2 separate regions of the Homo sapiens genome follow, and region 2 is linked to region 1. A link is a contact called in ENCODE Hi-C or POLR2A ChIA-PET data. All regions are on one chromosome and are shown on one strand. Each heading gives the region's core, a stretch centred on a gene start or an enhancer-like site at or near the end of the contact. The rest is flanking DNA. Distances are from core to core; before and after follow the strand shown.

What was found. Hi-C counts contacts between places; a loop is a spot of excess contacts on that map. ChIA-PET counts read pairs that join two places held with the same protein, here RNA polymerase II (POLR2A). Pooled maps may share reads with other maps.
Region 2: a pooled map shows a loop between it and region 1 (2.6-fold over the local background). The contact joins two enhancer-like sites. A Hi-C loop is called at or near these places in 1 of 50 pooled maps. POLR2A ChIA-PET finds 5 or more read pairs at or near these places in 2 of 52 experiments (WTC11 and activated CD4-positive, alpha-beta memory T cell).

What each region holds. Positions count from the first base shown.
Region 1 is chr11:34,084,608-34,089,241 of GRCh38, forward strand. CAPRIN1 (cell cycle associated protein 1) reads left to right here. Exons shown (of 19, transcript NM_005898.5): 10 at 1,457-1,612; 11 at 1,698-1,806. Among named protein-coding and RNA genes, the nearest start is that of NAT10, 19 kb to the right of the region's middle. Within about 2 kb of position 2,489, at least 3 of the 41 ENCODE cell types and tissues checked have a DNase peak (open chromatin) inside an H3K27ac peak, as active enhancers do.
Region 2 is chr11:34,241,297-34,245,930 of GRCh38, forward strand. The region is part of intron 1 of ABTB2 (ankyrin repeat and BTB domain containing 2); the gene reads right to left. Among named protein-coding and RNA genes, the nearest start is that of ABTB2, 110 kb to the right of the region's middle. RefSeq lists enhancers at 714-1,913, 2,106-2,777, 2,772-2,931. Within about 2 kb of position 2,520, at least 16 of the 41 ENCODE cell types and tissues checked have a DNase peak (open chromatin) inside an H3K27ac peak, as active enhancers do.

The DNA.
Region 1 (4,634 bases), core at 1,239-3,738:
TCAAGAGTACTGGAGGATAAGTGAACCTGTGCAGTTCAAGCCCATGTTGTTCAAATGTCAGCTGTATATATGAGGTGTACAAACCCATTGAGCCTTGACTAAGTCGATGGGATGTATGTTTTTAGGGGAGCCAGGTAATAGGGATGTATAGCATGGATGTAGAAGTAGAAATGAACTATTAACATATTTGTTTTATTGAACATAGAATGCAAGGTAAATATTGACATAGTAGGAAGAAGTTGGGAAGCAGTATACAGTGCTTTGTAGTTAAGTATTTTTTGGATTTTATTTGAGAAGAGCATACTACTTGCCACTGTGCCAGTGTGGTTTGTTCTTTGTATCTAGTAGGTGGGCCTTTCTAAAGGCTATCCACATGAGATTCCACGAATTTTTGGAGCATCCTGAAGTTGGTATTACACAGATTGTTGGTTTCGCTTTGGTAGTGATTTTTATCTGTGTTGTTTATAAAGGGAATAGCTGATTTTGCCTAGTTTCAACCAGTATGACTTGTCCAGTTTTAAATCCAGACAGAATAATATAAATTTGATGTAATAAAAGATAGGATTTCCTTGCAGAGCAGGGAATTACTAAGAACAATAAGCAGAGGAAATTATTAGAGCTGGGAAAAGGCTAATAGAGTGAGCTTTGGCTTCTGTAGCAGTTTAGATGAGTTGGTAAAGCTTGATCCTATGGTGTTGGCTGAGAAAATGGAATGGGAAAAACCCAAATCTTGATGATAATAATAGCTAACATTTCTTGAGTGCTATGTACCAGGTTGTGAGATAGATATATATTTGACATAGATATATAAATCCAGTTACTATAGAAGGCATAACAGTTTTAAGAAAAATACATTATTTTAGGATGTAAACACAGGTAATCTTTCTTTGAAAGCAGCTTATAAAATAAATCTGAGGCTGGGCATGGTGGCTCATGCCTGTATTCCCAGCACTTGGGATGCCAAGGCGGGTGGGTCACAAGGTCAGGAGTTCAAGACCAGCCTGGCCAATATGGTGTGAAACCCTGTCTCCGCTAAAAATACAAAAATTAGCCGGGTGTGTTGATGGGTGCCTGTAATCCCAGCTACCTGAGAGGCTGAGGCAGGAGAATTGCTTGAACCCGGGAGATGGATGTTGCAGTGAGTCGAGATCCCGCCACTGCTGTCCAGCCTGGGTTACAGAGCTAGATTCCGTCTCGAAAGAAAAAAAAATAAATAAATAAGTAAATCAACATGAAATGCTACATAGTGGTCTTATGGAACTGAAACACTGTAGAAGTGATGACATTTTTCAGAATGTTAAATTTGGCATAAATGTAATTCATTTGGGTAACTGCATTAAAGCCCGTTCTGTTTATAGTATAGATGGTTTATGTAGTGTGGGGGACCCATCATGGTGGTAGTGAGTGGAGCTTTTTTGCTCTCCTATTCCTTCTAATCCTTTTTTTTCTACCTTAGGTGGTAAATTCACTCCAGCAGCAACCTCAGGCTGCATCCCCTTCAGTACCAGAGCCCCACTCTTTGACTCCAGTGGCTCAGGCAGATCCCCTTGTGAGAAGACAGCGAGTACAAGACCTTATGGCACAAATGCAGGGTCCCTATAATTTCATACAGGTATGTTCATTTTAGTCAGACTCTGTAACAGAAAGTTTAAGTGTTTATATTATTTGACTTTATTCTATCCTAACTTAACCTGTAGGATTCAATGCTGGATTTTGAAAATCAGACACTTGATCCTGCCATTGTATCTGCACAGCCTATGAATCCAACACAAAACATGGACATGCCCCAGCTGGTTTGCCCTCCAGGTTAGTAGTGGTACATTTTTATGTGAGAGAGAAATATAAGGCCAGTACTTTCAGGTTTTAAAAAGATTGTGAAAATAAATTTTGTTTATTTTAATGACTGTTTAATTTTGACTCTTAGGTCTTTTAATTTGATAGAAAGAATGTTATTGTTCCTATGATTTGAATTAAAAATGTAGTTTATAACTGTTTATTTTTAAACTTTTCATTGGCATGTAGATATAGAAAAATATACGCAAGTTTAATGAGTTTTTATAAACTGAAAACACCTGCAGCTAGATTAAGAAATGAAACATTACCAGTACCCCAGAAACCTACGTTGTTTCCTTTCAATCACTAGTTACCCTCACCCCTAGCGATAGCAACCACTTCCGTACTTGTAACTGTAATAGACCAGTTTTGTCTGTTTTTGTAACTTTAACAAGTGAAATTTTGCTTGGCTTTTAAAATTTCAAAATTAATCTAGGAGTAAAAATAATAGAGGTGCCTTTTTTTGAATGCTTTTAGCTTTCTAGGAGAATTTCTGGATTTTATTACCTTAAAAAAATACACAGCAATGAAGTGGGTAAGGGAATATGTAAGAGGCAAAGGGAAGAGAGAAACCACAAGACAGTTTCAGACTCTTTCTGGACTTACACCATTATTTGAAGTAGTAGCACTAAATACAGTTGGTGCCTTCCATTGGGTTAAGTGGACCTTCTCTCCAGGACTATTAGTGATTGTGAGTCATCTTGGTTTTTCCCAGAACACATCAGTTTTAGTTGCACAAAAGTGGAACTAAATAAAATAACCTATTTAATGTTGCATGATGTTAAATATCATAAAATAAATTGCTGAGTAAAAGTATGTTTAATGACAGTTAATTTGGTGTAAGGTAGTTAGGATTTTTCTGAAGTAAAGGGAGCTCATATCTCTCACATTTTTTTTTTTTTTTTTTTTTTGAGACGGAGTCTCGCTCTGTCGCCCAGGCTGGAGTGCAGTGGCGCAATCTCGGCTCACTGCAAGCTCCGCCTCCCGGGTTCACGCCATTCTCCTGCCTCAGCCTCCCAAGTAGCTGGGACTACAGGCGCCCGCCACTACACCCGGCTAATTTTTTGTATTTTTAGTAGAGACGGGGTTTCACTGTTTTAGCCGGGATGGTCTCGATCTCCTGACCTCGTGATCCGCCCGCCTCGGCCTCCCAAAGTGCTGGGATTACAGGCGTGAGCCACCGCGCCCGGCTCTCACATTTCTATCAAGAGTTTTAGAAAACAGATCAAAGGTGACACCTACAAGAGAGCAATCATGGTTTTTAGTGTTCATTTTCTGAGCTCTACCAAAGGAAGAGAGTAAGTCGTTTTCTCAGCTGGGGAGTTGTGTGAAAGTCAGTATACATAGCACTGATAAAACCTGTAAGGCTATTTAGTTATTTACATAATGCTGAGTCCATTAGACTCTCCAGTGAAAATGGGTACTTTCTAAATGACTAACCAAAGATCGTCGTTTTGATTATCTGTTTAATCATTGTTGGGAAGGGAGGTGAGAGAGTGATGGGAATTGTTAAGAAGATGCATGCTGAGTTGAATATAGGCTGTTAAAAAGTATATATTATTTATTTGTTTATTTAGAGACGCAGTCTCGCTCTATCGCCAGGCTGGAGTGCAGTGGCGCATTCTTGGCTCGGCACGCTGCAACCCCTGCCTCCCGGGTTCAAGGGATTCTCCTGCCTCAGCCTCCCCAGTAGCTGAAAGTACAGGCACACACCACACTACACCCAGCTAATTTTTGTATTTTAAGTAGAGATGGGGTTTCACCATGTTGGCCAGGATGGTGTCAATCTCTTGACCTCGTGATCCACCCGCCTCGGCCTCCCAAAGTGCTGGGATTACAAGCATGAGCCACTGTGCCTGGCCGAAAAGTACATATTTTAAATTTTCTTTTTCTCTAGAAACACTTGAAATTGAAAGTTGGTTATGTTAACATATATTGAGCCGGGTATGGTAGCTCATGCCTGTAATCTCAGTGCTTTGGGAGGCTGAGGAGGGAGGATCACTTGAGCCCAGGAGTTTGAGACCAGCCTGAGCAACATAGACCTCGCCTCTACAAAAAAATTAAAAATTAGTCAAATAAAAAAGTTAGCTTGGCAGGGTGGCATGCATCTATAGTCCCAGCTACTCAAGAAGCCAAGGTGGGAGGATTTCTTGAGCCCAGAGTTTGAGACTACAGTTAGCTATGATGGCGCCACTGCACTCCAGCCTGGGCAACACAGTGAGACCCTGTTTCAGAAGAAACAAAAGGTCAAAATGGAATACTATCTGTCTGAGGTCTAGAGTATGAATAATGCCACTTTATTGTACAGCTTTAAAAGTCTTTTTTCATGGCACTGATTATTTGTTAGTGCATTCTATTAACATTTTACTTTACTTTTGGAAAAAACAAGATGAAACCAATTGTGAAAGTAAACTATTAAATAATAACCACTGCCGGTAAACCAAAATGCTCACTTGAAAGCTAAAATTTTATCTGCATTTCCCAATTTACTTTCATGATTGCTAAAAAGTTTATTTATGGTTTGGCTATAGAAATTTACCTTTAATTGCTGGGCATGGTGGTTCATTCCTATAATCCCAGCACTTTGGGAGGCTGAGGTGGGCAGATTGCTTGAGCCTAGGAGTTTGAGACCAGCCTGGGCAACATGGCGAAACCCTGTCTCTACTAAAAATACAAATATTATCCGAGTGTGGTGGCACACACCTGTAGTCACAGCTACTTGGGAGGCTGAGGTGGGAGGATCACTTGAGCCTGGGAGGCAGAGGTTGCAGTGAGCTAAGATCACATCACTGTACTCCAGC
Region 2 (4,634 bases), core at 1,270-3,769, 160 kb after region 1:
GAATGTCATTAAACATCCCCATGTGCGTTGAGAGAGCCAGGAAAGGGGGTGGGGAGAGGAGGTGACATTTAACCAGGGACAGTCCAAGGGTGCCCACCTCATCCTCTGGATTTCCAGCCAGAGGACATCTCTGTTGCCTGAGTACCACAAATGGGGTGAGGAAACAGGAGTGGAAGGAATTGAAAAGATGTAATGATCCACAGGGTATCTCTCCCAAGAGTCCAGGTTTGAGATGATGACCCAGCAGGACTGTTTTGCATTTCCCACATCCAGAGCTCCAATGCTGATAATTTATTGTTATTATTAAAAGACTAGCTGGCCATGATGGCTCAAGCCTGTAATCACAGCGCTTTGGGAAGCCAAGGCAGGAGGATCGCTTGAGCCCAGGAAATCAAGACCAGCCTGGGCAAGATGGCGAGACCCCCATCTCAATTTTCTTCAGAAGTTAACAAGATAATCCCCATCTTGTATTCACCTTTAGATAGAATGTAAAATTGGTTACCTTTTCATTCTAACATGTAAATGTTTCCCCCCTTCATCATCACTGAACCATATCAAGAATTTAGAATCTAAGGCTGAGTTTAAGTCAGAAACAGGCCACAGTCCCCAAGAGCTGCTGGGAACAGCTGGACTCTTCTGAAGGGTCTGTGAAAGTTCCACACATTGATTGAGCCTCCTGGCCCCTTGTTTGCTTCAACAAATGAAAGAAGCAAAATGCAGAAGCTGCGAGGAGATGGCTCGGGCCCTGCGTTGGAAATCTCTCTCCATGGCCACTGCCCACCTCAACTGTGCTATGGAGTTCCCCTCACTTCTGGGGCCCACAACAACTGCACAGAAGAGTGGGCTTTTGCCTTTTATAAATAAAGTCAAGATTCGGTCATGCTTGTGATGAGGCCTTCTGCCGCAGATCTGTGAAGTGCCTCTGGGTCACCCCTGAGTCAGACCTAGCCACACCCTCCTGATCTAAGGCCTTATCACTGAACCAAGAAGGCAGGAGGGTGGGAGCAAGGGGCCAGGAGGACAGCCAGTTCCCACCACGAGGACACCCAGACTACTCTAGGACTCCGGAAATCGTGGGGTCTGAGCTTTACATGAGATAGTGGCTGAAGGGAGCTTGGCACACAGTATCTGACACGCAGCCACAGGAGGGGCAGGGAGGTTGGTGATCCAGCACTTACCTCATCCTTGTCACGCGCCCCTGTATGTACCACCCCACTGAGCTGAGTGGCTGCTGGACCATGGCATTTTTGCCCGGCGATGGAGGGGGGTGGCTGAAGGAGTAGGAATGCTGTCAGAAAGTTCTAGAATAGTTGTAACTGCATTAACTCTGAGGGAAGAAGAGGCATTGGTATCCTAGGGGAGAAGAGGATTGTGGGGAAAAGAATGACCAGGTGGGGTCTTCCTGGTGTAAGGGTGTATGACAGATCTAACTAATCACCACAGGATGATGTCTCCTGGGCACTTATGTGGCATCAAGCTAAGTGGCTCATGCGGGCATTGCCTCAGCTAATCCTCAAAGTCTACAGGACAGGCACAGTCCTTGTCTTCATTTTCCAGAACAGGGAGCTGAACCTTAGAGAAGTCCAACAACTTAACCCAGTCACAGCTAGGCGGGAGGTAACCTAATGAGGACTTCACCTCAGGCCGGGCCTGAGGTAAACCAAAGCTGGGAGGAAGCTGGGTGTCTCTTGTGACAGGACCTCTCCCCTCCACAGCCCTGCCCACCTCACTGACAGTCCGAATCTGGGAGCCTGATAAGGAGGCTGAGGACTCCAGGAGGAAATGCCTGCCAGTGGAACTTTCTACCTTCCAAAGATCATCACACCCAAGATAACCATGGCTTCTTAAGAACACTGTAGGTGGGGAGAGGGTTCTTTATCTCTACACTGACCAGCAAAGAGACGTGTGAGAACAAGCAACCCATTTCAAATCTTGCTTCTGCACAAGGACTAGAGACTAGCCTGTTGACCTCTGGCAAATATATATATATATTTTAGATGGAGTCTCGCTCTGTCGCCCAGCCTGGAGTGCAGTGGCATGATCTTAGCTCACTTGAACTCCGCCTCCTGGGTTCAAGTGATTCTCCTGCCTCAGCCTCTTGAGTAGCTGGGATTACAGGCGTGAGCCACCACGCCCAGCCTCTGGCAAATCTCTTAACCCTACTAAACCCCACATTCCTCATCCATAACCCTGCCCCTCCTCCAACAACAGAAATCACTGACACTGCAAGCACCCTTGCTCCTGACATCCCACTTGATATCACCTTTGATCCGCAAGGATAATCCTAGAAAATATGTCCTAGTCTTACGCGATTTTACAGATTTATTATCTATCTGTGAAAATGGGAACAACAATATTGATTCTCTTAACTTTCTTGAAGAGTCAATGAGATCATTTACGGAATGTGCTTGGCACAGACTCAGTGAAAGATAAAAGCTTGAAGCCTATGGTTAGACCTAAGGTCAGCCACCCACCCAGACCCAGGACCAAGCCCTGAATGTCTAGAGCACGGTTCTTCGCAGACACACCCCAGCCCTGGGTATCAGCGTGGTGACTCAGCAGAGGGCATTCCACAGGCTTATAAAAAAGTTGTCTGGGAAAGCCCCACCTGACTGTGGCCAAGATCCCTCAGTACTCTAGAAGAGCAGGGGACCTGTCTGGAGAAAGGATAGGAATTTGAAGCTTTGTCTCTGAAGTCCAGAACTGCAAAACAGCCCCCCGCTGAAATTCACAAACCACTGTTTCCTTCAGTGCCTGTCCCAAGCTAGGCCCTGTGCTAGCCCTGGAGATAGAAAAGAGACTTGGTTCCCTTAGCAGCCAGCCTGGACTCAGCAGGCCAAACCTTCCCCAGGAGGGGGATGCTGACCTCTGGAGATGTTGCTGCTGACCAAGGGAGGTAATTGTTTCTTTAAAAAAAAAAAAATCACTTTCAGTTGTTAAATGAATAAACCACTCTAAAACACTTAGGAGATAAGAAGGCAATCTATCAGGACTCCCCTGACCTTTGAAAACTCAAAGTGAAAATGGAAGCAGGCCCAGGCTGACCGATAGTGGGAAAAGCAGATCAGCAGCAGTTTCACCACAATACAAAGAGACTGAAAACCCTGCACATTTTTAGCATGTGACTAGAATAATCCACATCAGGGCCCCTAGCACAAAATGCAGGACAATAAAATACGCAGAAAAACAGGGATATCTCATTGTAACTGAACGAGCACTTACTTGCTGCCTGCATTAAGCCTTTTATGAAGATCATTTCATTTAATTTCATTTACTCTTCCCCATGGTGAATAAGAGCTGGGCTTAGAGTTGTTGGCCTGGATTGTTCTAAATATTCACTCTCCCAACCCCCAATGTACTCGCTGTTTGACTTTGGGCACTTTGCTTAACTGCTTTAGGCCTCAATGTCCTCATCTATCAAACTGCGATTCTAGGGTCCCTTATAAGATTGTTGTAATCCCAGCACTTTGGGAGACCGAGGAGGGTGGATCACTTGAGCCCAGGAGTTCGAGACCAGCTTGGGTTACATGGCAAAACCACGTCTCTACCAAAAATACAAAAATTAGCCAGGCTTGGTAGTGTGTGCCTGTGGTTCCAGCTACTCTGGAGGCTGAAGTGGATGGATCGCCTGAGCCCGGGAAGTCAAGGCTGGATTAAGCAGAGATCACGCCAGTGCACTCCAGTCTGGATGACAGAGTGAGAACCTGTCTCAAAAAATTTTCAAAAAAAGAAAAAGATTGTTTTAAACACTAAATGAATAAATCTCCATAAAGCACTTGCCTTAGGATCTGGAACACAAGTCCTCCATAAATGCTGGCTACTATTATTATAATGGCTGATAACAGCCTCTGACTGACACATGCCTCATCTCTGTCTCACATACATTAAAACCAAAACTTCCAAGGTCAGAAGGGCTCAGGTTCAGCACCGTTTCCTCTCCAGGCTGCTGTGATATGCCTACCCCACCACACTGCCACCCTGGCGAGAGCTGAGGACCAGCACAGCCTCCTCCCCACTGAACTTTCCTTGCAGGCAGAGGGCTTTGGATTCTTTGGTTTTCCTCATGGAGGAAATCACCCCCTACAGCAAACCACCCAGGACCAGGTATCCACTTCCGGCATCTTTCTATGGAAGCCGACTGCAGACCAGTCTCAGGCAGTGCTTGGCTGTGCAAGTCCTGAGGCCTAATTCTCAATTATCTGAGGTGTGGAGACACCTGCGGCACTCACCAGACTAACTGGGTCTGGCATAGCAATTGATCTCTAGTTGTGTTGATTTTTGTGGATTTGCTTTTCTCCTCTGATCCAGATGAGGTGAGGGAAGGCATGAGATGAGCAGGAGCTGGTGTCTGGGTGGCTCACGGGGCTGCCACCTTCCAGACCACGGCACAGCCTGCTTCTGGGGCTCATACACTCTGATGTACCCTGGGGTCCCTTCCAAAGCATGGTGTTTCACAATGAAGGGAAATGGAAGCTCTTTGGTGGGCTGCTGCTTCCACACTGAGCACCAGTAGAGGTGAAAAGCCCATCTCACCAGCTCCAATCCAAAGCTGTCCCCAAAGTATCAGGAGCCACTGTGCTGTTCTAGACTAAATGGTAAACTGAGTAATAAACCCAGGCCTTGAAGCTGCAGCC